Linked DNA regions of Homo sapiens: all the other regions are linked to region 2. A link is an interaction called in ENCODE POLR2A ChIA-PET data of the cell type or tissue named here. Cell type or tissue: PC-9. All regions are shown on one strand. Links, peaks and the distances in the headings refer to the core of each region. The heading gives the core; the rest is flanking DNA.

Region 1 (5,893 bases), core at 549-5,548, 830 kb before region 2:
CTCCCCAAGTAGCTAAGACTATAGGTGTTGGCCTCCAGACCTGGCTAATTTTTAAATGTTTTGTAGAGACAAAGCCTCGCTATGTTGCCCAGGCTGGTCTCCAACTCCTGGCATCAAGCAATCCTCTGACCTTGGTCTCTCAAAGTGCCAGGATTACAAGGCATGAGCTACCGCTCCTGGCCCAGGATTCTTAAATAACAAATGAATTGGCATTATATTTATTCTCAGGAAGTAGAGGACATATATACCCCTACCACCAGTCCTATATAAAATGACTTCTCATAAAGGTGATTTAGTTCAGGGGTTGTGATCTCCTAAAAAGAAAAAACAAGTGTTACTAAAATAGTCAGCTGGAAATCTGTATTATTCACACACATATAAGCCATCATGTTTTCTAAAAAAATTTACCAATGTTTGGCCTATATGATTTAGTGCACATAAAATTTTATACAGTATGTGTCACTGTGAATATAAAAGGCCACACTCCTACAGATATAGCTCATGGTTTAGGAATTTCGGGTAGTTTGGAAAATCGTAAGCCTTTTTGGAAATCTGTCATTTCTTTTATTTCAAGCCACGTTTATGAATAAAGTATGTTTTAGTAATCCATGTGGTATCCATCAGTAATCCCTGATGAATACATCAGTATCAGTTTTTATGCTAAACAATAATGACACATATATACGAATTTACATTTTTACTACTAACTCCTCAGTAAGAACACTCTTAAACGTGTAGATAGGCATAGGATAGTATCTAGTATGTGATTCAGACATCAACTGTAAACCTACAAGAGCAAAATTACCTTCACAATTTAACAGATAAATGTCAGCTTCCAAGAAACAGAGATTCAAGTAAGAAATTTCCATCTTTAGAGACTTCAATTCAGTGAGACTTTCATACAACAGAGGTCGAAGACTGAGACAGTTCTGCCTCCTGGTATACATTTACTTAATCCTCTCACTTAAACTTCAAGTAAAAAAAGCAGCAGAATTTGGTTTAAAATATATATAAATGTACAAACAAAATGTGTATTTATGGCACATACCAGGACACACCACTTAACATTCACAATGTATAATATTTTATCAGTGATCATTAGCAAACCACACAAATAAAACCATTAACAAGACATAGAAATATCTGCCACCAAAGGATCCTTAGAATCAGGTTTTCAACAGTCTTTTGGCCACAGATGACAGCTCACAATTGCAGCCATTCATAAGAGTTCCTGGAATGCGGCCTACAGAGTTCACATTGGTTGGCTATCTATGGAAAGTGATCTGTACTGTGTTCCTTTTCCAAAAGGGCCAGTAATATTTTGCACCTCCTCTCATTTACAGGAGACTGTTAAGTGTGTACGTAGTTTAAACAAGTTTTGTAAAGTTCACTATAAAAGTAGCTACATATTTAAGGACTGTATTTTCAACCATCACATCCACGAGTTTACACAAAATCAATCTGAAGAGTCTCAACAACTGACCATAAACCTTTCTAATGAAAATGGCCAGAAAGATAAACTTTATGGTAATTAATAATGTAGAGTCAATAGGCAATGCTAATTGAGAACTTTTTGCATATACAACCATCAGCCTTTTAAAGGTGTGATAATATTAAGATGTATTACTATAAGGCCCGGTTCTTTAATTATAAATGATCTCAAAATTAAGCCAATATAGAACTTTGCATTAGGTAATGGAACCAAAATCTCAAGATAAGAGTTTTCAATGTATCAACCTAAACCACCTCAATCTTTTTGTTAATTTCCCATTTTCCTTTCTTTTCTCAAAGAAATAGACTGTTTACTAAAGTCCTAATTTTTTTTTAAAAAAAGCATATATCTTATTTACAAATATTTCCTTAGGATCTGAAATTTGTCAAACTACTTGCAAAGTTTAAATCACAATTAGTCAAGACCTCTCACTCCAGTTGGTTTTATTTCAAATTTGAAAACATGCAGATTTTAAGGCGGCAACCCAAAATCACATTAAAATTAAAATTTTCAGTTAAGATAGTAGTCTCCTCAAAAGTACTCATCTCAGTAATTTAAACATATGCCTGGAAAACTGTTATTTAATTTCAAACACAAAATTTTAAAATACCCTGTTCTTTTTTTTTTTTTTAACCAAAGCTTTCTATTAAAAAAAAAAAACACAAAACAAAAAACCCAACTATTTCTACCTAATGGATTTATTCCTTCACCAGGTATGTTGGACCAGTGACAAAACAGTCAAATGTGTAAGATTACATCTTGGAAACTAGCATGTCAAGTTAAAAACCAATGAAAGACTGTAACAAAAATCAGAAATGAACATTGGTAAGCAATGTAGATTTTAAATGATTGGGGCAAGGGAGGGAAGTGTCATGTTTAAAATAGGACTGTACATACATCAAAACCCCTGCACTGAATTAACTGTTGCAATTGGTAAGAACACTGATACAGTAGTATCTGTAGTTCAACCATTCACAAATTTGGAAATCAGAGTTTTCAGATTACCAACTCTTAATACAGTAAGAGGAAAAAATAAATGCATTTTTGATGTCATACCCTAAAGAATACATTTCAGTTTCCATCTATCAACAGAAGTCTCTGCTTCATGCCTTATCATCGTACTAAAGTTCTGAGGAATCTAAGTATGGATGCTGTAAACTGAGAGAGGTGTGCACAGAAGGGAAAATGTAATCTGCATTCTCGGGTGGAGGGGTGTGTGTGTGTATAGAAAGCGGGGTAGCTCAGGAAACCAGTCATCATTTCTTGAAGAGATATGGGCAGTATACAGGAACAGAGGAAAGCAAAAGGTTATTTGCCAACTTATCAGGAAAAAATTGGCTTGTGGCAGCTAGAAAAGTGAAGATGCCTGTTGATTATTACCAAAGGTGAAAAAATAAACTCAATCTGTGTTACAGGTGTGTCCCTGTGTGTGACAATGGGAGCAACTATAAAAGTAGAGGGATTTTTCTGAGTGGCTTGTGGAGTCAGTTTACTTAGTAGTCCCACACACACAAAATTTCTCAATGACTAGCTAGCTGAGCTCACTTATGGACACGTGGTATTCTCTAAGCGTTCTCAAGTGAAGAAAGACTCCCCATAAGCAAGTCACCTACAAAAAAAGATGAACTTTAAATTACAAAAAGCAGAGAAGATGAATGAATTTCAGTCAGTGAGTATTTTTCAAACCAACAGAAGTATATAACAAAAATACAAGGCTAATTAGAAATGGGAGGTTAAGAAATGTGAAGGAACTCAGAAGAAACCATAGGAAGAGAAAGCTTTAACATACATGTCATTGTATTCTTCCACATACTAATTATTCTGGAAATCCATAATATTAGTTTGTATCTTTTAAAAACACCTAAAATTAGCCTCTCGCTAAACAAAAACCCCAGCAAAGAAATGTCTAACTGTGAAATTCCTGAAACTTTTTCTATAATTTTTAAATATAATTTTAAAACATTGCAACAAGTCAGCTTTTAAAATTTTGCAATATGTATGTCAAATTTACATGTGACATCTCCTCAAAACCACAAAAATCCTCACTAAACCATAACCAAACATCAGCTGTTGTGGCACTGGTGTAGCAATACACTAATTCTTATTTAGGCCATTAAAAAAAGCATCCCTAAATACAGGGAGCCAATTATTAACATTTACACTTTTATTATAAAATTACTCTTAATTTCAAGAACTATAGCTTTCACTACAGTTAAAGGATCGATCTCAACCTCCCTTTCCTATAATAAATAGACTGATGGAAAGTAAGAATATCTTTCCAGTACATTTTTTGCTTAACAACAAAAAAATAGTATCTTAGAGAAGTCCCTGGGAAGACTCGTGACCTTGTACCTCCTTTAATCAAAAGGCTGAACTAAGTATGATCTTCAAAGCCGGATTTGACATTTCACCATTATGTCTCCAGCCTTTCCAGATACACTGGAGAAGATTCCTTACATAGATTTTTTTTTTCACTAGAGGACCTTCTGGTTTTCCAGAAAGGAAAACTTGTAGTATTATTATGTCTCAGCCTCAAAACTCACACTGACAAATCTCTCTGCCTTACGTGTTCAAGTGTGATTGATATGTAAGAAAAGGACAATTCTATGGGAGCATAACACACTAGCTACCACCATTAAATGGTAAGCATTAAGCTTAAATTCACCTTTTTTTGAGTAAACAATGTTGCATCCCTACCCATTTTAGTGCTTTTAAACAACGGTGACAAGACCAATTCGCTCATTACACCCTTTGACATCAGCATCAGCAATCTAAATCAATTTTACCAAAAACTAAATTTTGTATTTAAAAATGCTAAGGGCCTCCGTTGACAACAATCTCCCAAAGTTGCATCCTAAGCTACAATGTTGGCCAAGCATTTCTATCAAATATTTAAAATAGAGATTTCCATACCTGTCTTCATCACCATCAACAGGAATAGCTATGCTGAATACAGAGGTGGCCAGACTGTTCATAGGTGTTAACTGAAGGGGGTTTGCCAGGGAATCTGCAACAGGCGGCTTCACAACAGGCTTATTTTCAGCAATGAGAGAAAGTGGTGGTTGAGGTAGGGGTTCTGATTTTCTTCTAGTATCGTCGACTTGCCCGACTAAAGGCTGGGTCTGAGTTTGAAACTGGCTTAGGTCAGACTGTGGTAGACTTGTTGGTGCGCTGTGTGTGCCTGGCGCTAAGGGCAGCCCAACATGCTGGATTATGCTGCTGCTCCTGCTGACTGGCGTATGGCTGCTCAGCTGTTGCGACTGGGCCAGAGGCGCGGGTACATTTGGCATAGTAACAGAAGTGGTAGACACACTAGGCACGCTTGGAGCGGGCACGGCTGCAGGCACGTTTGGAACTCCGGGCACCACGGCGTGAGGGCCACCAGGTACGGCTGACAGCGGACCACTGCCACCCATCTGCGGCGGAGGCACGGACTGGGGCTGCCCAGCCCCGGCAGGACCGAGGCACGGCTGCACCACGCCTCCCACAGTAGCCGGGGGCACTCCAGTCGGCTGACAAGGCGCGACCTGCCCGCCTTGCGCTGGTCCCGTCCGGGGGGCCATGGCTTCGCTGGGCTGGGAAGACGCGCCCATGAGCTGCGCGCCCACCGAGGAAGCATTCTGGCCGGTGCCCACGGGAAGGGTGGCCGCCGTGGCGGGGCTCGCTGCGGCGCCGGTGGACGAGGGCTGCGCGGGGCTTGGCGGCTGCAGGCCGGCCACGTGCTGCTGCAGGTACTCACTCTGGCCGGAGGGCTGGACGGGCAGCAAATGTCCGGGCGGTATCTGAGGCTGAGGATACGCGAACTGCTGGGGCTGCTGCGCCGCGGGGGCGCCCACTGCAGGGCCCGGCTGCGGAGGCAGGGACATAGCCGGCTGCGCCAGGGTTACATTCGTCGGCGGCAGAGTCTGTCCCCCGGGCCCCGCTCCCTGGGGCTGGCTGGGCTGCGCGGCTGCCATCATTGGCTGCGGCCCGGTCGCGGCTCCCGGGAACGGCGGCAGCGGAGCCGAGCTTTGAGCCACAGCCCCACCTACGGGTGGCGGCGGCGGCTGTGGCTGCCCAACGCTAAAACTCTGCGGCTGGGCCGGAGTGGGCTGGCTCATTTTCTCCGACGGGGGTAGCTGTGACACAGCAGTCAAGGAGCTGTCAGTTCCCGACTCGGGCCCGTGCGCCCCCTGCATGGAGGCCACTACTACCACCACCGACCCTCCGGTGGCGCCCAGGCCGCTGTCCCGCTCCGCAGTCTGGTCAAAAGTACTGCTGTGTCTAATGCAATCCCCGGATCTAGTCAGGACGCTGCTGTCTGAATCCCTCTCATAGTATTCCATACACGTCCATCGGCCGCGTCTATAGGGCTCTCCGCTCCCGTGGTCCAGCTTGATCACGCGAAAACGGGAACTACAT
Region 2 (5,893 bases), core at 339-5,338:
AATGTGAACCATAAGCTGTGTTTCCTGATAATTATTTTCAAGGTCCCCAGTAGCACTCTCCCCTTCCTCTGAAGCCTAAGTTGGTCCCTTTCGATGCCTCAGTTTTTGTCTTTGATCCTCCAAATAATTTCTTGCAAAATGGGAACCTCACTCTGAAAAGCACCTCTAGTCTCTCTTGAGATGCCGGGGTTCATGCCAGCCCTTTTTCCAGTTCAAGTTGTGTCATGCCTTTCAAACATGTGCAAAAAGAAAGTGGCTCTGATGGCCAGAGCCAGGGTGGCTCATCCTCTTCCCAGAATTGAAAAAAACAAAACCAACAAAAAGGAATTAAATCTCTTCACATGAATAGAGGAGAAGCTAGCCTAACCCAAAAGAATTTTTGGTTTTAAAGAGGATTTGCCTTCTTTTTTGGGATGAGTGACATTTAATTCACTTGGCCCCATTAGAAAGAAGAGAAAGGAGGGCAGTGCAGCTTTAGCTTCGACATATTTCACATTTGGAGTGGCTTCGGAGCAGCCAAGCACTGGGTCAGTGTCCCATTTAAGAACAACTGGAAAAAACAACATGTTAAAAACGTGTTAGGCACAGAGAGCATGGAAAAACAATTGTCAAAGTATTTTAGCATTTAGAGTAGCTTAGTGGCTACTCTAAAATACTAACTTCTTTTTAAGACTTATTGTGAGATTGAAGCTGATTCCTAGATGTTAGATGCAGTTGATATGGGAAACATTTCTAACATACAGCTGTTGAGACAGAGTGTCAGGCTCTGGACCATTTATAATAACAAAAACAATAGAGTCTGTGCTGTTTACCACCATACTGCTCGTTGTTTCACTGCCACCTTCTCCCTGCTCATTTGACTGCCAGCTCCTTGAGGGCCTAGGTATTACAGGCACTCATCACCGTATGCATGTTGAAGTGTCGTGAATTCATCACTGAGTGCCTAGCAAATCCCGACATACATATTTGGGTACAGCATCACTTCATCTGGATCTTGGGTGTAGAAATAGCACCATATTCTAACCCTGGAAGAAACTGGCTGCATTGGGCTTACTGAAAGATAATATAATGTACACAAAGCCTAGTGGACTGTATATTCAAAAGTTTTTCAGTGGTAATTTTTACCACACTCCACATTTGCCAAAACTGATTTTGGGGAGCAGAGCAAGGTGGCACGCATGTGTAGACCCAGCCTCGGGAGGCTGAGGCAGGAGGATCACTTAAGCCCAACTGTTGGAGTCCAGCCTGGGCAGCATCTCTTTCAAACAAAAGAAAACTGAGTTTGGAACTGAATCCCTATGGAAGATGTACCCCACTGTAAATACTTGTCTAATGAAAAAATGGATGAATACATTCCACTTCCTATTAATTATTCTAGAATTCACTATTCATGTGGCTGGGCGTGGTGGCTCATGCCTGTCATCCTAGCACTTTGGGAGGCCGAAGCGGGTGGATAACATGAGGTCAAGAGTTCAGGACCAGCCTGGCCAACATGGTGAAACCCTGCCTCTACTAAAAATACAAAAATTCGTCAGGTGTGGTGGCACACGCCTATAATCCTAGCTACTCAGGAGGTTGAGGCAGGAGAATCGCTTGAACCTGAGGGGCGGAGGTTGCAGTGAACCAAGATTGTGCCACTTCACTCCAGCCTGGTTGAAAGAGTGAAACTCCATCTCAGAAAAAAATAAGAGTAATAATAATTCACCATTCATAAAGCGTCTCATCTTTTCTCTACTTCTGATTCTCATCCCATGTTTTTGTTTGTGAGAAAGGAGAAAAGTGAAATAAAGACTCTACCAAGTACATATTTTATACTTGACATCTGGAAATAATATCGTGAAATAGACTCTCACATTGTTGTGGAGTTCCAACACAATAAACTTAAGGTGATTTATACATCTTTTATTTATTTTATTTTATTATTATTTTTGAGACAGAGTTTTGCTCTGCCGCCCACACTGGGGTGCAGTGGTATGATCACGGCTCACTGCAGCCTCGACCTCCCAGGCTGAAGTAATCTTCCGCTTCAGCCTCCCAAGAAGCTGGGACCACAGGCATATACCACCACGCCCGACTCATATTTTGATTTTTTTTTTTTTAGAGATAAGATCTCCCTATGTTGCCCAGGCTGGCCTTGAACTCCTATGCTCAAGCAATCCTCCTGCCTCAGCCTCCCAAAGTGCTAGGATTACAGGCGTGAGCCACTGTGTCTGGACTATACATTTTTTAATAGCATTATTGATCCTGGCATGAGAGGAGAAAAAAAAATGCTGGTACTAATAATAAAATTGTTTGCAACGCAGCCAAAGTTCTTTAATATGGCTCTTGGCCCAAATCAAACAAGCAACAGAAACTCCCAGTCCTTTTTTTTTTTTCCTTCTTATGTTTTCACAAAATAGGAAAAATGAGGTTAAGCAAGAATTTTGCTCAGTTTGCAGAGGCAAAGTGAGGCTTGCCAGGGCCGGGTGCTGTTGGGGTGCGTGCAGCATATGACGGGGTGTCTCTAACACAGTGACTGAACTGTTCACCTTCTGAAGTGAGGCTCCTGAGTCACACCTGGGGCTGTCTTGATGAGTCACCAGCCTTCCAAAGTGGTTTTCTCTGGGAAGTGGCACTTCACAGTGCCACTTTTTTTTCCCACCCCAGGGACAAAACTCTGGTAAATGAATCCCTGCAGGAACCACGGGTATTACAGTCCTGATTTGGCTCATCTGCTCTTTGGGGCTGACAGCAGCTTTGCTTGACTCAGCTTCTGCCTGACTGAGTAGGTTCAGACAGAATGAGTCTGCAGAAAAGTCGGTGGTGCTCAGTGGGAAGGACGTGAGGGAGATGGATCACCACAGCTGGCCAGGGCAGAGGCACTAGGAGACCTTTCACATGGCTGCTGTGCCTACTGCTGCTAACTTAAACAAGTGGAAACTTCTTGGCAAGTCTGTGAGGGAAGTCGAGGATTAGAGCCTGGTAGTTAAAAATACAATCCCTGCCATTCATTCAGAATTCCAGAGAATGCTGAAATTTTTTGAATTGGCAAGTGAATGGTAGAGACCGGAACCATACACTGAAATAACTTCTCTGGTCTTGTATCATCTTTTATTAGAGGATCCTAAAAAAATCCCCTATTTATATATCAGTTATTATTTCTGTGTCATAGACTGCAGCTATGTTTGATGAGCTGCTTAAGTGAAAATCTGACCGGAAACTTTCAACTATAAATTCTTTGTGGTTTCAAAGAAGGATGAACTTTCTCATCTAACACATTTCTGCTGTGTGAAGAGTCACCTTTATTATATGGCATGAGTCTTTTTTTTTTTTTAATAGCTTTGGGGTTTAAACTCTGAATGCTTTGCTAATAGATGTGTCAGCTGTGCACATTGGCAGCTTGACTTTTACCTCTTTGTATCTTCTATTCTGATGCATTAAAAATAGCAGGAGATGGTGCCGTTTAGGATTTGGGCAGAATGGAAGAATCATTATAACCAATAATAGTGTTTTAAAAGCTGCCTTGGGACAAAGAATTATTAATTAGGGTGGTAGAAAGAATGACAACGTGGGAGGAAGATTGATTAGGGTTTCTAGAAATACAGTAAAACCTAAGCTATGTATCTCTTCAACCATGTGAAGAGCTATTACTTTATTTCTGATTGTCAACATATCGAAGTTCAAAAGCCGACTCCACATTATGCAAATAGACTGATAACGTTAAGCAGAGGAGATCAATGTACTGGATGGCTACTAATCTTAATATTGTCGCCAGGCGCGGTGGCTCACGCCTATAATCCCAGCACTTTGGGAGCCTGAGGCGGGTGGATGGCCTGAGGTCAAGAGTTTAGATCAGCCTGGCCAATATGGTGAAACCCCATCTCTACTAAAAATACAAAAGTTAGCCAGGTGTGGTGGCACACGCCTATAATCCCAGCTACTTGGGAGGCTAAAGGAGGAGAATTGCCTGAACCGGAAGGCAGAGGCTGCAGGGAGCTGAGATCGCACCATTGCACTCCAGCCTGGGTGACAAGAGCGAAACTCCGTCTCAAAAACAAACAAACAAACAAAAAACCTAATCTTAGTATTACAAACATGATCAGGTCGGGTTGCTAGTTTAGATGTGGGTGGTGAGCTGAGCATCCACTGCGATGGGGCTTCTACTGTCATGGGCTCCCTCTGTGATGTGGCCTCCCTTCTGTGATGAGCTCCCTGGGGTTTCTCCTGCAATGGGCTCCCACTGCAATGGGCTTCCACTGTGCTCAGCTCCCATTGCATTGTGGTTTTAGGTGACAGCAGAGGGACTACCTGGAGAAAGTGTGCATCTGGGCCTGGGAGAATTAGTAAGTGTGCATACCACCCCTGTCTTTGTTCTTGTGGTTAAGACTCATCTCTGGTGTTGGTTAGCAGAGCTAAGTACCGTTGGCAAAACAAAAGGTACTACTAAAAGAAATGTAAGATATGAGTAAGATATATGTCATTTCCTAGGTCTTGAAATCTAAATAAGATCACACTAATAGAATGTTTAATTTGATTTAAATGCAAACAGTATTTATCCCCAACATACAACGAGAAAGTAAACCACCTTTTGCATACTTGTATTCTAATTCCAGTTGAGGAAAATTTTAAAAGTTTAATATAAGTCTTCGGCAAGACTCCTTGCCATCTGGTACAGGATTAAAAATTGGCATAGCATTTGTTGTCTACTGACAGTGGGTCAGATTTACTTGGCAGGCCCTATCTGGGAATTTATCAACCTCATCCAAATCTGTTTCAGTTTCCATTTTTAACACTAGTGGGTCTAATTGGACTGAGTCACAAGAAGCAAGTTGCAAAGCTGTTTCATTTAGCAAATTTTAAGCTAATTGTCTTCAGTATGTACATTTGTTTTAACATTAAGAGGATGGTGAATTGGCCTAGTAAATCAAAAAAGTTTTAAAAATCTGATTTTCTGAAATAAGACAGTTTGCTTATACTTAAATGGGGATTGTAAATATCATAGGCTTGGCAGCTTTTTTTCTTTTTTGTTTTTTAAGAGCTAGGGTCTTTTTATGTTGCCCAAGCTGGTCTCCAACTCTGGGGCTCAAGCAGTCCTCCCGCCTCAGCCTCCCAGAGTGCTAAGATTACAGGTGTGAGCCACCACACCTGGCTAGCATTATCTGTGGAACATTTCTTCTGGAAGAGCTTGTATTCTACTGGAAGAGAAAAAAGGAGGTAGTAAGGACAGAGGCTACAGAGGAATTTCACTGAGGGGATGAAGACAGGGAGCAGTGAGTATGATTGAGTTTTAAACCAGTCTGCCTTGGTTTTATGACCCCAGGCTGTCTTTAAATTCTCATCTCATTGGTGTGGTTCTCTTTAACTGCTCAGCTAGGTTGTGGCAAAAGAAGAGGCAGTTTGGAGGCTGCTTCCAGGTCCCGTCCTAACCACTCTGCTGATGGAGGGGAGCCCTGATGTCTGACACTGTATGAAACTCTCATTTATTAAATAAATGGTGGGCAGAAAAAAGACAAAACACTTATGTTTGAAGACAAAATCTTTGCCCATAGAAATAAGCAACATGCTGCTAATAGTTTTAAATTCTTTCAAAATGAAGCACTTGTAATCATTCCTATTTTTATATCTTTGTATGCTTCCAGCAATACAAAATACATTACATGGGATTCTCTATTTCAGAAAGTCCTTGTTATACGGCTTCCTTCATCATAAAGTTAGTGTGGGTAAATTCATCCAAAAACACCAGGCCTTTTCCTGGGTGGTAAGAAGCTGGAGGATTCTATTTTATTTTATTTTTTTTGAGATGGAGTTTCACTCTTGTTGCCCAGGCTGGAGTGCAATAATGGCGCTCTCTCAGCTCACTGCAACCTCCGCCTCCCCGGTTCAAGTGTTTCTCTTGCCTCTGCCTCCCGAGTAG
Region 3 (5,893 bases), core at 520-5,519, 940 kb before region 2:
ATTTCTCAGATGTTCCTGTTAAGTGACACCTGACTGCACTTTAACATCATTCTTCCCATTTTCTCCAGAAACTTCTGAGAAACTCTAAGGGGCCATTAAATGAACACTTGATTCTAGCCACTGTCAGGGAGTTACCTATTAGGTGCTTTATCTATTTATGGAAGAATTGGTGATGGGCAGTAGGGGGCTATTGTTGATTTCTGGAATATGCACAGAGTATAAATATTTTAAGGTTCTGGGAACAGAAAATCCATTCTTCATTGACCTATGCCAAACAGCTCCCTGTGAAATGCATTTTGGAAACCACTGCAGAAACTTGAAAGATGAAGTTACATTCAGGATTTTCATCTAGATTTCAAGGTTGGGCCTTATCACTTTTGTTTCTAGGAAGGAAGATTCAGCAGATTTTGCTCCTATATTATCAGAGTTCTGAAAACACTTTGAGGACACCTCTGTATGCCCAGTCCAGGGAACTCTAAAGGCATTAGAGGGATAACATGTTTTGAGATGGGATAAAAGGCAAGAGAGATGACCTCTTCCTCTAGCAGTGGGCGAGCAGCTGGCTCTGCTTTTCACTGATTTTATGGCTTTGTCTGTGAAGGAACAGCAGTGTTCCACAGAGAGGCGCTTGACTGAGACAGTTGCTGTTACTGAGCAGAAGAGAGCCAGGGGGTGCAGTAAGATGTGGAAAGCATTGTTTCCTCTAAATGTGGGAAGAAATGAAAAACTTACAGGGGAGAAAAGACTGTAGTATACTTAAAAAAGAATACTTAAGTAGAATCTGAGGAGTGGATAATAGGTTGAAGGATATGTGCATATTATAATCAGTGTCATGTAGTTCCTGTAAATTAATTTCATAAAGCTTATATGGAAACAAGGTGACTTGGTAACATGGAAATCAATAATAAGTGAGAAGGGCAGGACATAAAATATGTGTACTGATATATACATACTAAAATGGGAAAAGAATATGAAAATATTAGCTTGGTGGATTTTTTTGTGATAGGGTTATGTGGGTGTTTTTTAAAAATGTAAAATATATTTGTTTGTTTGCTTGTTTTGAGACAAGGTCTCTGTTGCCCAGGCTGTAATGCAGTGGTGTGATCAGCTCACTGTAGCCTCTACCTCCCCAGCTCAAGCAATTTTCCCACTTCAGCCTTCGGAGTAGCTGGGACTACAGGTACCAGCCACCACACCTAAGTAATTGTTTAACTTTTTGTAGAGATGGAGTCTTGCTAAATTTCCTAGGCTAAATTGTTTCTATTTTGATTACTGTGTCCATAAAAATAATTTGATAATTTTAAAAAGCGAAACTAAAGAGGAAAAACATGTGTTTGCTTATTGCTGTAATTATTAGTTGCAAGCTTTCACATTTTACCTTTATGTATAACCCTGAAGTGTATTAAATAATATATGGTGTCAAATTACTTAGGTAATGGTAGGAAGCACCTACTATCCTGTGGCAAGATAATTTTTAGACTTGTTATTTGTGTTCTCTCCAAATTTCGGTTCCGTAGGGCTTTCAGGAATGTTGCAAGATTCAAAGAAGAAGCAACCACAATTCAAACGTTCTCCCGACCTCTTGTAAAAGCCGGAGAAGCGAGGAAACCCGGCATTGTTGAGGGTGGGAGAGCGGAGCTGCCAGCTGCTGGTCCCCTGGAGCTGGGGGTGGCGCGGCCGGGGTTTGGGGCGACCCTTTGGAGGAGATCGCCGGTCCCCCAGCGAGGTGTGGAGGATGAGAGCGCCTTAGGACCACCGCGAGCGACCACCCTGAAGAAGTCAGTGGAGGTCGTGACAGACTGCAAGCGAGACCCATTCCATTTCCATCTGTGCTGCAACAGCGGAGAAGGAGAGACGACACACGACCTAGATCACTCCGGGAGGGAGGGTCTGAATTAAGGTGATAGTCCGAGTTTGTGACCTGAGATTCATACTACAAACCCCGCGGAGAACAAGGAAGAGGACCGAGAGCTTTTGTCCCGTGCTTGTGAGCTGAAGCCAGGTGTTTGAAGTGTTTGATCTTCTAGAAAGCCCTTGCCCACCTAAAGTAATTGGGTACAGCTGAGGTTCTCAAACTTGAGCGTGCACCACAATCACCCGAGAGGTAATTAAAACCTGGAGTGCACTTTGGGATGCCGAGGCGGGCGGATCACGAGGTCAGGAGATAAAGACCATCCTTGGCTAACACGGTGAAACCCTGTCTCTACTAAAAATACAAAAAATTAGCCGGGCGTGGGGGCGGGCGCCTGTAGTCCCGGCTACTCGGGAGGCTGAGGTAGGAGAACGGCGTCAACCCGGGAGGCGGAGCTTGCAGTGAGCCGAGATCGCGCCACTGCACTCCAGCCTGGGCAACAGAGCGAGACTCCGTCTCAAAAAAACCCCAAAAACAACAACAACAAAAACACCTGGAGTGCTGGGGACCCCATTCCCAGAGTTTCTGATTCAGTGGGCCTGAGTTGGGGCCCGAGAATGTGCATCTCTAACAGGTTCTCAAGTGAAGCTGATGCTGCAAGTCCCGGAACGGTGCTTCGACAACTGGTGAATGCTATGCTTTTCAGATACTTTGATATCAAACTTTTGCATGGCTGCAGCTACCTAAAGTGGCGTGTCAGTTTTACCAGAGGTTACTTTTCACTTAATATTGGCTTGGTTTATTTTCAGATTTAAGAGTGGAGTGTGTTATTAGTAGATCCATTTACAAGGCTCATTTGGAGGAAGCTGTTCCGGTGCTTTCACTTACTTTATAGATGAACATAATTTTTGGAGATTTCCATGATATAGTTAAAACTATGTCTTGGTCATTTGTGTGACCTCTTTCAGTTTATGAAGTTTTCATCTATGTTACCTGGTTATGGTATTGCTCTTAACGTAAATATTTTAAAATATGTCTTTGTGTCTTTTTAGCAGCACTCCTATGAGGTAGAGCGATTGTTTTGCTTTTATGGTGTTAGTCACAGATCTAGGCTTAACTTCACATTGTTTCCCAGTGAGTATATGTGCAGGTAACATCATAAATGTTATAAAAAGGGTGTGGTTACTGCATAATGAGAGGAAAACCCAGGCAATACAAAGGAGTTTTAATTATATGACTCTCTGAGACTTCAAGTACGTAGGCCTGCCCAGCTTGCTTCCTGGGAACCCTCCTTCCTGATAAGCCTTCAATTGGAAAGAGAAAGAGGCCTCAGCCATAAAGGAAAACCTTTTTAGAGGGGTTCTGAGACCTAAAGGTCCAAGTTCTGGCATTCCCTGAAGCCACAAGGTTTCTCTGCCTCAAGGTTTCTCTGAAATCAGTTAGTGACAATCGAAGGCAGCCATGAAGAGGAAAAGTTAAAAATATGCAGACTATGTGGCCCTGGAGAAGAGGAGAGAAGCATTTTGATCCAGTTTGCTTCAGTTATAGGGAAGCTCCCAAGCTAACTAGATTGGTGGGATAGTACTTTTTATTTTATCTATACAATTTTTGTTATTGTGCTTGAACTTACATAGTAAAGTGAACAAATATTCAGTGTACAACTAAATGAATTCTTTAACATAGATGTATTCACAAACATACATACTCACACTCACTCTTGTACCCACCTTCCAGATTAAGATAATAGAGCATTCCCAAAACCACAAAAGGCTGCCTTATTCCTACTCCCAGCCAATACCCCAAAAGGTAACAGCTGCTGACTCTCTTGCCGTTGAATGGTTTTACCTGTTCCTGAACTTTGTATAAATGGAATCATACAGTATGTACTATTTTGTGTCTGGCTTCTTTCACTCAACACTATGTCTGTTAAATTCATCTACACTGTTGCCTGTAGCAAGAGTTTGTTCTTTTTCACCTCCAACCTGATCACCCCATTTCCCCAGCCCCAGGAAACCATTAATCCACTTTCTCTCTATAGATCTGTCTATTCTGAAAATTTCATATAAATGGAATCACAATATTTTGTCCTTGTGACTGGCTTCTTGGCATGTTTTCAAGGTTCATTCATGTTGTAGACTACATTAGTACCTCATTTCCTTTTATTGCTGAAAAATATTGAGTATACCACATTTTATTTATCCATTCATCAGCTGATGGGCATTTGGGTTGTTTCCACCTTTTGGCAATTGTGAATAATGCCGCAATGGACATTTGTATACAAGTTTTTGTGTGGACAGTGGAAATATGTTTTCATTTCTCTTGGGTATATATGTAAGAGTGAAACTGCTAGATCATGTGGTAACTATATTTAACTGGTTCAGGAGTTGTCAAACCATTTTCCAAAGCATCTGCACCGTTTTACATTCCCACCTGCCAAAGCCAGTCATTAGCATTGTTTCTATAGATATTAAATTAACTAAAAGTATCCCTTATGGGAAACGAAGGGATGGGCTGAATTAAAGGAATAGGTTGGGCTAGTTAACTGCAGCAGGAGCATGTCCTTAAGGCACAGATTGCTCATGCTATTGTTTGTGGCTTAAGAATGCCTTTAAGTGGTTTTCTGCCCTGGGCAGGCCAGGTGTTCCTTGCCCTCATTCCGGTAAACCCACAACCTTCCAGCATGGGCGTTATGGCCATCATGAACATGTCATAGTGCTGCAGAGATTTTGTTTATGGCCAGTTTTGGGGCCAGTTTACAGCCAGATTTTGAGGGGCTTGTTCCCAACACCCACCAGGAGTGTATGAGGATTCCAATTTACCCACATCTTCACCAAAGCTTGTTATCTGTCTTTTTTATTTTAGCCATCCTAGAAGGTGTGAGTGGTATCTTACTGTGGTTTTGGTGTACATTTTCCTGATGGCTAATGCTGTTGAGCATCTTTTTGTTTGCTCATTGGTTATTTGCATATCTTCTTTGGAGAATGTCTCTTTAGATCATTTGCCTGTTTTTAAAAAAATGGGTAGTTTGCCTTTTTATTATTGAATTGTAATAGTTTCTTATATATTCTAGATATAAGTCCCTTATCAAATATACAATTTGTCAAATTTTTATCTCATTCTGTGAATTTTCTCTTCACTTTATTTTTTAACTTTGATTAAATTAATTAATTCATTTAGAGACAGGGTCTTGCTCTGTTGCCCAGGCTGTAGTGCAGTGGCGCAATCATAGCTCATTGCAACCCCAAACTCCTGGGCTCAAGTGATCCTCCTGCCTTAGCCTCCCAAGTAGCTGGAACTACAGGTGTGTACCACCATACCTGGCTAACTAATCTTTTCACTTTTTTGATAGTGTCCTTTGATGCCCCAAATTTAAAAATTTTGATAATGTTTACCTTCTCTAATTTTTCTTTTGTTGTTTGTACTTTTGGCATCGTATGTAACAAACCCAAAGTCATAAGATTTATGCCTATGTTTTTTTTCTAAGAGTTTTATAGTTTTAGCTCTTACATTTAGGTCTTTGTTCCATTTTTGAGTTAATTTTTGTATGTATTGTAAGGTAGAGGTCAAATTTCATTCTTCATGTGACTATCCAGTTGTCTCATCATCATTTGTTGAAGACTATTCTTTTCCCATTGAATTGTCTTGGCCCCCTGTCAAAATCAGTTGAACATCATTGTGAGAGTTTGTTTCTGGACTCTCACTTCAATTCATCTGTAGGTCTAGCTTTATGCCAGTATCACTATCTTGATTACTGTAGCTTTGTTGCTTTGTTGAAAGTTTTGAAATCAGGAAGTTTGAGTTGTCCAACTTTATTCCTTTTTTTTTTTTTTTTTTTTGAGACAGAGCCTCGCTGTCACCCAGGCTAGAGTGCAGTGGCACAATCTTGGCTCACTGCAACCTCCACCTCCTGGGTTCAGTGATTCTCCTGCCTCAGCCTCCTGAGTAGCTGGGATTACAGCGCATGCCACCACACCCGGCTAATTTTTGTATTTTTAGGAGAGATGGGGTTTCACCATGTTAGCCATGCTGGTCTCGAACTTC
Region 4 (5,893 bases), core at 256-5,255, 110 kb after region 2:
AAGGGAGGCAGAGCAGTAGAATGACTTGCTCAATTGCAGAATGGGTCCTGTCCCCATGTCCCAGCATTCTTTCCACTGCACTCTGGAACTTTGATGCCTAACGTCTCTAGTTCAAGATCGATGGCCGCATGAAACAAGAGAGGAAACAGAAGTCCTGAAGCAGAGCCTGGTGGAAGCCAGAGGCGCTGGGCCTCAGAAATAGAGAACATGGAAGTGGTGTGAGTGAGGAACCTAGAAGCCTACTGGGGAGGGGAGGATACCATCTTTTGTCCTGTCCCAAGTCCCCTTTGCAGATGAGGCAATTCAGGGCCAGAAAAGGGAAATGACTTGTCCAAGTTCTTATGGCCTCTCAGTGGCAGAGGAATGCTGCAGCTTCATCTCTGCCTTCCAGGCTTGCATTCTGTATATGGGACCCCTCTGAATCTCCAGTTCTGACATCCCTGTCGGTTTGTAAAATCTAATACAATATTCATACCCTATAAGTATGAGGGCTATGGTATTTTGGAAAATTATTATTATTTCACACTGGCAGGAAAAATCACAGTTTTATCCCTTCACCAGCTGCTCCCAGAGTCCTGGCTGGAGCTGATAACTTGTCTCCATCCCCATGCTGCCCAGCACAAAAGCACAGAGCACCCTGGAGTAATTCTAGTAGCTGCCCCCCATGGTAACTCACCGCAAATCGCTTCCCACAGCCCTCGTTGCCGCAGCACCCACAGCAGTCATTGTTCTTCAGGCCCAAGAACACCAGCGCAGGGAAGATCATCTACCAGGAGAAGAGGCACCTCAGAGAGAGTCCAGGAGTTGAAGGGAGGGCCCGAGCCTGCCTGACTGTATAAGGAGCCCCATCCACAATGAGGGATTTGGAGGCCCAAAGGGAATGGCAAAGTAACAGAGCATGGCTGGAGGGGTAATGGAGTGTTATGGAGTACTTAGATTCCATTTGGGCTGACTAACCAGCTTCAATGAGGCAAGATTTCAAAATCTGAGTTTCCATTTAGATGGTGTGTTAGAAAAAAGAATAACAAACTTTTCCTCAATTGTCATGAAGAGTGAGTCTCTCTCCCTTTCACTCTCTCAAACGGAGGTTCCCAATTCTATTGGAAACCAGAGGTAAAGAAATCATTAGGTCCTAAGTGGAAGACGACCACACTGACAACAGCTTCTCATGGTGGTTTTAAGTCAATTTGCTTTTCTAGTGGGTTTGCATCGTGGGTTTGTTGTTGTTATTGTTTTGGGCACTATCTTGTTGGAATCAAGAAACTATGCGACCTTCACTTCGGTTCATGGGACTCAAATGACCCATGAGAACTGTCAGCCCAAGCTTAGAGATTAATTACTTAGTAAATTTAGCTGACGTGTCCTTGTCAGATCCTAACAGAAACGAGAAAAAAATTAAGGCATTGACCTCTCACCATGCAATGCTTGAGCTTCTATTACCAACTAAATATCTCCCTGTTCAATAAGTACCTGATTTAAAAAGGATTGTGGGGAAGGGAAAATCTCCCTTAGGGGGATTTTAAGCTTCCCTACTCACCAAGACACCGCTTCCTAATATTCCTCCGAAAAACCAGATCTCTTGGGAAAGGTGGTCGTTGTCATCTATCACTTTTCCTCCAGGAAAAAATAACAGGATGTTAGCCAGGAAGCCAAAAAAAGCAAGGGGAATGAGGGTCCCCCCCAGGCATCTGGCACAGCCCCCAGTGCACATTCTGGGGTGGTACGACACAGGTCAGCAATCAAAAGCTCCTCACTGCCTCCTTCACGGGGCCTCTTCAAGGGTTTTTGGCCAGAGAGTCCTTGTAATTGTCTCCAATTCAATCAGTATTTTGGGGCTGAGAACCAAATTTCTGTGAACTGTGTCCTTGGAGTTGCTTCAGCTTCTCAAAAATAGCAGAACCTCGATGGCAATGGACATTTATACATTCTCCCTGACCTGAAGTGCTTTGTTTTTTGCACCCCCATAAATGAGATTACGTTCAGAGCAATCATTCAATCGTTTTGCCATGGAGACCAATAACCTCTGTTAATAATCCACCAGCACAGACAAGACACTCACATTGTTGCAATCGAAGACAGGGCTGGAACAAACAGCATTTAGAACCACTGCACCTTTAATCTGACAGTGCCCATGCCCAAATAAAGAAATATTTTCTCCAGACTCTTTATAAATCACTAATATAATTGAGTTACATCCTGGTTAAAATCATGTCTCCCAAGTACTTAATGGTGTACAGTGCGTGTCTTTGTCTTTTCCACTGAAAGCCTGGAATTCAGGGTTATCCAAAAGAGCTTCTGTTTTCCTCAATATCAAAATAATTTGATGGTCTAGTTGTGTATCATTGAGCTCAGACTTAAAAGAATTGTTTAAGGCAAAAAGCTACTGTTCATTTTATTGTCTGATTGCTGTGTTTCTCTACTTGTTACGCAATTAAGTAATTAAGTTCTATCTTTTCCCTACACGATGTGATGGAATTAGCAAAAACAGTTTTCCTAATCAACTTTCTCAGCTATGTCTTCCATATAGGAATAAAGAAACCATCATCCACTAAGGCTAAGGGGAAAGGAAGGTCAGCATTGGTAGAGAGGGAGAGAAAAGGTCCTGATGAGTTGACTGGGGAGAAGACACAGTTGGAAGAGCAGTTATAGAGTGCAGGAGGCAGTAAAACACACCCCTATTAGAAAGTTTGCCAACTGCCAGGGGCATGATTCATTCATTTGCTTTGTGTCACTTAAGAAGTTCTCTGCCACGCCTGGACCAAGCTCTACATTATGCGATGGCCCTGCCTGGTACTGGTATTACATAACAGCTGAAGGATTAAGAGGTGGAACTGGAAGTCTTACTAGTTCTTCATTGAGAATCTAGAGGTTAAAATAGGTCGAATATTTTAGGGAGTCAAATTTTAGCTAAATAAAAAGCAAGTGACATTATTACCATGGTAAGACCTGTCCTACCGTGGAATAGGCCACCTGCTCACAAGGAAGCCATGGACTGGGCTTTGCCAAGGCTCAGAGGCCCTTGGAAAGGGAAGCTGTGGGAAGGATTCCAGAAAAGTCAGACTGGAAAAATGTTGAGGCTCCTTCTAAAATTTCTAAGAAATGAGTACTGGTTGCTTTATAAAGATACTTAGAAATCTCAGGGTCAGGATGAGAAAGAAAGCAGAAAAACAGCAAATGTTTATTGAGCCATGCATAATACTCCAAGCACGAATGAGCACCTTAAATGTTCTTCACCCTTCTGTGAAGAAGGTGTCATGCCCCCTTCACAAGTGGGGATGCTTCTGCTCAAAGTGATTTTTGCAAGCTCATCTCAGCATAAGAAGAAGAGCTAAGATTTTATTTTTTATTTATACATACTATTTTACACATTTATGGGGTACGTGTGATATTTTACATGTGTAGAATATGTAGTGATTAAGCCAGGGTATTTGGGGGTATCCATCACTGAATATTGATCATTTCTATGTGCTGGGAACAATTTAAGTCCTCTCTTCTAGCTACTTTGCAATCTATAATACATTATCACTAACCATGGTCACTTTACTGTAATGTCAAACAACAGAGGTTATCCCTTTGGCTAACTGTATGTTCATACCCATTAGCCTACCTCCTCTCCAGCTCTGTGTTGCCAAAACCCAGGCTATGTTCTCTCTCATAGATTTTCCTTTTTGAAAACAAACAAACAACAAAACATCATCTTTTAAATATAAACAATAGAATGACACTGTGTGTGAGGTATATGCACACAGTAGGAGACCCTTCTGAACACAACAACAAACTGTGATTTTATTCCTTATTACAAAATAATGTGACTTTTTTTGGTAGAAAAATTGGATATACAGACAAGCAAAAGGAAGAAAAAGAAAACCAGCTGTGTTTCCACCAGAAGCAAACAAGGGCTGTCATCACTGTGCTGACAGCTGTTTTCCAACACTCCAGGCAGGTGCAAATGAACTTTATTTATAACCCACTGGCTTCTGACAGGGAGTCTTGAGCATATGAACTCTAAAGGCAACAGTCCTGGGGGTGAGTGGATTGGGTTAATCAAATGCATATGCTACTTAGAGCTAGGCAGCTTCTCTCTGGGGACTGGGCAGCTTTCTCCTTTCTCCCTGGACTACACCGTTTGCTTCTAGAAGTTACCATCATGGCATTTGACCAACACTAGCCCTGTTGTCCTAGATTTTTCAGATGCACAACTGGAGTTACCCATGTATACTGTCTGAGTGACTAGATGAAAGTAAGAAATATTGTGGACCACACTTCAGTTTTCTTTCAAGCCTGAGGTAACTTATTTCCTGGGTAGAGGAAGAGAAACACTGAAAAACAGTCACTTTCCTGGAATGCCCTGACCACTTCAGACTTCAAACACTTGGATAGTGACTAACTCATTAATTGTTCAATTATTAATTGTGCCTTCAGACCTCCAGGCAAGAAGTAGAATATCTAATCTGGAGAGAGGGAATCGTGGGGGGGATGGGAACCTTGGTGAAATTCACTCTCTGGAAGTGTAGCAGGGAGGTCACCAACAGACTGCTTTGGGGGCAAGGGAAAATTGTGTGAGATTCTGGGAATCATTTTTGTGATACTCCTACTTGATAGTTTATTGCTTATTCTGTTCCTCTGGGTGTTTAGCAGTGAAGGCTTTAAACCAAAAAGGCTAACTCCCTTGTTTTCAGAAACAGCAAGAAGGAAGTGGCTGAGGACACTAAGCCCCATTCTGTCACTAGCCTTCTATGGAGACTTCAGAAGTGAGAGCAAATAGTAGCCCTGGAAGGGATAGAAAGACAGGAGGGATCCTTGGGGGAAGAAAAGGAGAAGAATGTGAATATGGGCACTATCTCCATGGACCTCACCGGATGTGAGGTTTGACCATACGGGACTAAGCAGCAGGAAGTCTAGGGGTTCCTTCCAGTGATGCAGGAAGTCAATTCCTCAGCTAACAAGCACAGGAGCAGAAGACATTCACCCTGAAATGGGTGAAGAGCTGTCAATTCAGTGCAATCGATAAGTGTATTGTTACATGCATGGTATGTCCACCAATGTGCCAAATACTGTCCTTGTGAATAAAATAAATCTAAGACTTGCTTTCTGCCCTCAATGATGTTACAACCTTCTACTTGTGACAAGAGACAAGAGAAGCCATACACAGAGGTTAAATGAGTAACTGCCCCTTAGCAGAAGAACAAGACATGGCTTCTTCTGCTTGTCTTAAAGCAGAGCATTCTCATCTATTCACACAGAATATCAGGAAGAAGACAGGGGTCTCCACACATTTGCATTCAAATAAAATTCAGGTCTTCATCTTTGCTTACCTGGATGATGAAAATAGATTGTTAAAAGTGATTTTCCAAAGGAGGAAAAAAATAATAGAAAATATTAGTGGGCATTGCATGTAATAAGAGCCATTTTATGAAATTTTTGTTATGTGTGCATAGATGTTAGGTAATAATGCAACATGTTTTGCTTACTATAGGTCTTCAATCAAAAAATAAAGATCAAATCAGGTAGTGAAAGTTAGTGATCTTTATAAAGTGAGAACTAGTGATCTCTATAAATGCTAAACTGATATTACATTTTTGCTGAAAGCCTTCAGGAGGCTTCCATGGCCCTCAGATCTTAAACTTAGTCCTCCCTGATTTGTCTTCCAGCCAGATCAGCCCTCCTGTCTTCCTGCTTCCTGCTCTGCCCGCTTCTCCTGCTTTCCTGCTACACCCCTCCAGGACTCAGCTCAGTGGTCACTTTTTCTAAGAAGTCTTGTTTTATAAGAAAACTGTTTTACTGTCAAGATATGTTTGGGAAATCTGAATAACACAGAGCAAAATAGGGCTCTGAATGAGAACTTTTTAGGGCCTTTAATTTGCAAGTGCATGTGTAATTATTGGAGAGCTGA

Evidence for each region. ChIA-PET counts read pairs that join two places held together with the same protein. Peaks named below come from ENCODE experiments on the same cell type or tissue, not always from the same donor. Only the 100,000 strongest peaks of a DNase experiment are listed, where the experiment ranks them.
Region 1: POLR2A ChIA-PET joins it to region 2 with 8 read pairs; 2 of 35 experiments call an interaction of 5 or more read pairs at or near these places.
Region 3: POLR2A ChIA-PET joins it to region 2 with 5 read pairs; 1 of 35 experiments calls an interaction of 5 or more read pairs at or near these places.
Region 4: POLR2A ChIA-PET joins it to region 2 with 12 read pairs; 1 of 35 experiments calls an interaction of 5 or more read pairs at or near these places.

Annotation. Positions count from the first base shown.
Region 1 is chr3:150,409,821-150,415,713 of GRCh38, reverse strand. It overlaps TSC22D2 (TSC22 domain family member 2), which reads right to left. Exons shown (of 3, transcript NM_001303264.2): 1 at 4,406-5,893. Among named protein-coding and RNA genes, the nearest start is that of TSC22D2, 4.5 kb to the right of the region's middle. RefSeq lists an enhancer at 4,720-5,599 and silencers at 5,346-5,625, 5,886-5,893. In PC-9, for the core only: a CTCF peak has its summit at 5,544; DNase peaks (open chromatin) are centred at 1,253 and 3,013; H3K4me3 peaks cover 5,000 bases; H3K27ac peaks cover 1,461 bases.
Region 2 is chr3:149,578,767-149,584,659 of GRCh38, reverse strand. The region is part of intron 2 of WWTR1 (WW domain containing transcription regulator 1); the gene reads left to right. Among named protein-coding and RNA genes, the nearest start is that of WWTR1-IT1, 70 kb to the left of the region's middle. In PC-9, for the core only: no CTCF peak of the experiment used is centred there; DNase peaks (open chromatin) are centred at 2,629, 3,239 and 4,389; H3K4me3 peaks cover 2,679 bases; H3K27ac peaks cover 5,000 bases.
Region 3 is chr3:150,516,385-150,522,277 of GRCh38, reverse strand. No RefSeq gene overlaps it. Among named protein-coding and RNA genes, the nearest start is that of SERP1, 27 kb to the left of the region's middle. RefSeq lists enhancers at 1,180-1,680, 1,681-2,181. In PC-9, for the core only: no CTCF peak of the experiment used is centred there; a DNase peak (open chromatin) is centred at 3,007; H3K27ac peaks cover 1,073 bases.
Region 4 is chr3:149,470,696-149,476,588 of GRCh38, reverse strand. TM4SF4 (transmembrane 4 L six family member 4) reads right to left here and starts at 1,892. Exons shown (of 5, transcript NM_004617.4): 1 at 1,538-1,892; 2 at 677-766. The coding sequence starts at 1,711. In PC-9, for the core only: no CTCF peak of the experiment used is centred there; DNase peaks (open chromatin) are centred at 2,748 and 4,340; H3K4me3 peaks cover 279 bases; H3K27ac peaks cover 2,532 bases.